2 separate regions of the Mus musculus genome follow, and region 1 is linked to region 2. The links are chromatin loops, found by intact Hi-C in ENCODE. Cell type or tissue: heart. All regions are shown on one strand.

Evidence for each region. Hi-C counts contacts between places; a loop is a spot of excess contacts. Peaks named below come from ENCODE experiments on the same cell type or tissue, not always from the same donor. Only the 100,000 strongest peaks of a DNase experiment are listed, where the experiment ranks them.
Region 1: it touches region 2 in a loop (10-fold over the local background); 2 of 42 quality-filtered maps call a loop at or near these places.

Annotation. Positions count from the first base shown.
Region 1 is chr8:123,372,524-123,375,023 of GRCm38, reverse strand. Tcf25 (transcription factor 25 (basic helix-loop-helix)) reads right to left here and starts at 1,313. Exons shown (of 18, transcript NM_001037878.4): 1 at 960-1,313. The coding sequence starts at 1,151. In heart, a CTCF peak has its summit at 1,355; DNase peaks (open chromatin) are centred at 643 and 1,273; H3K4me3 peaks cover 2,078 bases; H3K27ac peaks cover 2,209 bases.
Region 2 is chr8:123,105,097-123,107,596 of GRCm38, reverse strand. It overlaps Rpl13 (ribosomal protein L13), which reads right to left. Exons shown (of 6, transcript NM_016738.5): 6 at 2,353-2,500. The coding sequence ends at 2,395. Among named protein-coding and RNA genes, the nearest start is that of Mir7079, 1.4 kb to the right of the region's middle. In heart, CTCF peaks have their summits at 824 (motif pointing left) and 1,519 (motif pointing left); no DNase peak of the experiment used is centred here.

The DNA of each region.
Region 1 (2,500 bases), 270 kb before region 2:
ACTGATAAAAAGCTGGGGACAACTGGGGGTAGTGCTGTCTTGGGTGCTGCAACAGTAGGATAGACATGGTTTCATATCTGCGACTTGAGGAAGACCCAGTACTTCCGTGTGTCCCAGCTAGCTGAGACAATTCACTGCAAGACTGAGAGTCTCAGACACATTACATCTTTTTACTCACTCGAAAATGGCCACTGACACCTTACCATATGTGGAAGTTGGAGATACGAGGAAAAGACATATTATCTGCCCACACATGAAGTCAGAATCATAATTTATACACATATGAAACTGCAGACCCAGGTCAGTCTGTCGTAAGGAAAAACACGGGGCTCAGGACTGCTACCCAATTTTCTGCTGCGAGGAATACGATACGATAGGTACAAGTAGCTGGGACACACAGAAGTACTGTGATGAATAAGCCGAAATGTTTGCAGAAGAGAGACCTCCCTCAAGTCGCAGAAATGAAACCAAGCCTACCCTACCATCCCATTGCCCCGGACAGAACAACCCTACTCCTTCAGTGAAGCCTAGACCCAACTGAACCCCACCTCCCACTCGCCATCCACAGTGCCCCTCCCCCTTAGCTGTCTCGGATGTCACGCCCCGCCCACTCTGACGTCACTGCCCCGTCCTGCCCTGCGTCACGTCACGTCTCTGGACACAGCCGCGAGACACGCCCTATGCTGCAGCAAAGTCCTGTCACTCAGCCCCTTGTCGGCACCCCCGTTAGCCTTTAGCAGCCCCTTCGCTCGGCATTTTCTTCCACCTTCCACTCGATCTCGGACGGGGAACACGGCTTCCTCACCCCACCCACCCTGCGGCTGAAGACCCGCCTTCCCCGATGCGGCGCAGTCCCTTCTCTCCGCCCACTCGACTGCAGTCCAGACCCAACTTTGTGCCCCTTCGCATGACGTCATGCCCCCACCATTTCCCCCCCCTCAGGTTGCCCAGCTCCTCACCAGCTCAAACCGGTTGTTGACACGGACTCCTTCCTTCCCTGCACCCCCGGGGCGCCGGCCACCCAGCCCCGGTTTTGGTCCCTCTTCCTCTGCGTCATCGTCATCAAGGAGGACAAACTTCAAGGCGTCGGGCCCTAGGGGTTCCTGGCCGCGCTGTTCCCCCCTCAGTCTCCGGAGGGCCCGGCGCGACATAGGACCCGACAGCCTGATGTGGGCAGAGGGACGAGGAAGAGCAGCAGTGTGGCGGCGCCTGCGCACTTGCGGCGCGCTGGCGCAAGATTGGCGTGTCGCGTTTGCGCGCCGCGGCTCTCCGGAACTTCCTCCCAATTCCCCGTGGAGTCGGGGAAGGTGCAAGGGTGGCCCAGGGAGCTCTCGCGAGAGTCGGGCCCTAGCGGCGGCCGTGGTGCGGTGCTTCGGCTTTGGAGATGGCTGGCTTTCAGAAAGCCGGCTGTGCGGCGGGCAGCAACGCGCAGGCTCAGAGCGCTGCTCCGCACGAACGCGATTCCCGGGGGCGAGCCTGGGGGCGAGCGGGCAGGGGTGGGGCAGGCGAGGAGGCCGTGAGAGCAGGTGCGCACGCCGCAAGGCCCGTGTGCAAAGACCTCTGCTATGACAGGAGCGAGGGACCCAGTCCCCAACCCCTCTCTGCTAGCCTACCCATGCGACTTGTCCGATGTCCCCCACCTCCACGTTGTTACTAGACTGCAAAGGGACAGTTTTCACCTTAATAGAACCAACCTAACTTCTTTCAGACTGGGTAACTCCTCTCCACAACGTGCACCGAGCCGAGTTAGGTGTTAGGGCTTGCTTTTTATTGTCGCGAACGCAACAGGGGTGGTCATGTTACAGGGGTATTGGGTGAGGGGAGAGCTGCCTAGGTGTGGATCCGTGGTGTGAAGTCACGGCAGCCCTACCTATGTGTATTCTAATTCAGGAAGATTTTCACAATAAGGACATAGGGATCCTCGGCACAGATCTTTTCTTTTTCCATGTTCTTTTTGTTTTTGTTTTTTGAGACAGAGTTTCTCTGTGTACCCTTGACTGTCCTGGGACTCGCTTTGCAGACCATGCTGGCCTCTGCCTCCCAGGTGTTGTGACCAAAAGTGTGTGCAACAACAACCGACCTTTTTTTAAAACAAAACAAAAACACCACCTGTCTTAGGGTTTCTATTCCTGGACAAAATATCATGACCAAGAAGCAAGTTGGGGTGGAAAGGGTTTATTCAGCTTACACTACATACACACTGCTGTTCATCACGAAAGGAAGTCAGGACTGGGACTAAGCAGGCCAGGAAGCAGGAGCTGATGCAGAGGCCATGGAGGCTTGCTCAGCTTGTTTTCTTATAGAACCCAAGCCCAGGTATGGCACCACCCACAATGGGCCCTCACCCCTTAGTCACTAATTGAGAAAATGCCTTACAGCTGGATCTCATGGAGGCATTTCCTCAATTGACTCCTTTCACTGTGATAACTCCAGCCTGTGTCAAGTTGACACAAAACTAGCCAGTACACCACCCAAACCAAGATCTTGCCCTGTAACGCTG
Region 2 (2,500 bases):
GCCCCGATGGGCTACTCAATAAAACCCTGCATCAAAGCAAGGAAAGGGCAGGGGTGAGGTGGGGTGTATGTGTGGAGAAATGGCTGAAGTTAAAGGCGCTTGTGTTTGTTCCCCAGTATCTATGCCTGGGAGCTCACAAGTGCCTTTAGAAAATTTTATGTATATATTGGTCTTTTGTCTACATATATCTCTGTGCACGTGAGGTCATTTTGCTTGCATAGGCTGGAAGGCAGCTTCATATCCCTGGGGACTAGTTATAGTTGTGAACAAACATGCAGGTGCTAGAAGTTGAATCCTGGTCCCCTGCAAGAGCAGCTAGCACCCTCACCCAGGGCCAATCTCTTCAGCACCTTCCGAGAGCCTTCACCTGCAGCTCCAGGGGGATGTGGTGCACCTGCCTGGGTAGCTGCAGTCACCCAGCCAGGCTTAGCTCACCTCACCTACCCATTCTAACCACTACTGCAGAGGAGCTTCCCAGAGTCCATGCAGTTTACAGCAAGCTCCTGCAGGCCCAGGGTGCACATAAACGCATGAGCATGAAGGCACATATACATTCTTAAAAGGATACAAGGAGCAATAGCACACACCTATGCAGAACTTGGCAGGCAGTGGCAAGCCTGAGTGTCTGGCTATTCAGGGCTACCTACACAGGAAACGGCTATCTAAAATCAAAAACTAAATTTACAACATTTTTAAAACCAAAGGGAGGGCTGGTGAGATGGCTCAGCGGTTAAGAGCACTGACTGCTCTTCCAAAGTTCCTGAGTTCAAATCCCAGCAACCACATGGTGGCTCACAACCATTTGCAATGGGATCTGGCTCCCCCTTCTGGAGTGACTGAAGACAGCTACAGTGTACTCACATATAACAATAAATAAATCAATCTAAAAAAACAAAACCAAAAAAAGCAAAACTAAGGGAACAGAGGCAGGAGGATATGAGTTTGAGGCCAGCCTAGTTTACACAGGACAGCTAGGGTACACAGTGACTGTCTCAAAAACAGAGTGAGGGGCAACCCCAAAGAAACGACCAAAATGGGGGCTGCAGAGATGGCTCAGGGGAGTAAGAGCACTGACTGCTCTTCGGAAGGTCCTGAGTTCAAATCCCAGCAACCACATGGTGGCTCCCAGCCATCTGTAATGGGATCTGATGCCCTCTTCTGGTGTGTCTGAAGTCAGCTACAGTCCACTTATTTAAATAAATTAAAAAAAAAAAAAAAAAAGACCAAAATGGTCCCTAGATGGTACTAAATGTTACTAGAGCTGATCTGTGTAAGTGGCCACAAATTCTAAGGATGTTCAATTGCACTCATAGCCTGGCATCAAGTTCTTCCCCTCACCTGGGGATGGAGAGATGGCTGGTGGGTGGTTAAGCACACTTGCTCTTGCAGAGGGCCAGACTTCCTGATGGTATCTTACGATTTTAAATCCTTCTCAGATTTGTACACAACACATATATCAAGGCCTAACACAAATAAATTTCACATTTACCATACCTGTACTAAAAACTTCTGCCCCCTTGTGGACATTCATATATGACCAAGTCTAGCACCATCCTAGGTTATCTTTTTTTTTTTTTGAGACAGGGTTTCTCTGTTTAGCCTTGAATGTCTCTGTAGACCAGGCTGGCCTCAAACTAAAAAATCCGCCTGCCTCTGCCTCCCAAGTGCTGGGATTAAAGGTGTGTGCCATCAATGCCTGGCCATCCTATATATCTTGTTCCTAGGGCACAGCATGGTGCCCTCGAACTGGTAGGCATGTTACCCCCGTTACTCTTCCAAGTAACTTCAATCCTTCAAACATGGGACCCATTTCCAGGGTGCTTTCTAGTGGTTTACTGCTTGGGGGACAAGGCAGGTATTGAAGAATGCTTGGGCCAAAAAGAAAAAACTTCAGGCCCCAAAACCTATCTCTGGGGCTCTCCTCTTTGTATGTAGTAAGAATGCCTCAGGCACCACAGGCACTGCACATGCAGGGTAATACAGGACTCCCATGGTTCTAAGTCACTGTCGGGGCAAACCTAATCCTGTCACACCAGGGAAGAGAGGGGCAAGTTACTACAAAATCCAGGCACCAGCCTTCCTCTGGGCTAAGTTAGAAGAGCCTGCTACAGCTACTGATACAGTAGACAGCGACCACCCCAAGGAAGACCCTGCTGAAGTTAATTTTAGGGCTGGGCTATGGCATTTACGACGTTTGAGCTCAGCAGCTGGTGTTAACAGCAGTCTCCCACCCACTCAGTTATAACTAAGGCCCAAAATGCTGAAACTCAATCACATCTCTTAGGAATACCTTCTAACTCAAACCTGCAACACACAACTATTGCTCAAGAAAAAAAGACAAAGAAACCCAGCTTTTGCTTTATGGAAAATTTATTGCAGCTCTCCAACACAGAATTATTTTTTCTTTTCAACATCTTGCTCTGCAGCTTCCTTCGCCCTTTTTGCTCGGATGCCAAAGAGTCGGGCATTGGCACGGGCCATTCGGAGACTGGCAAAAGCC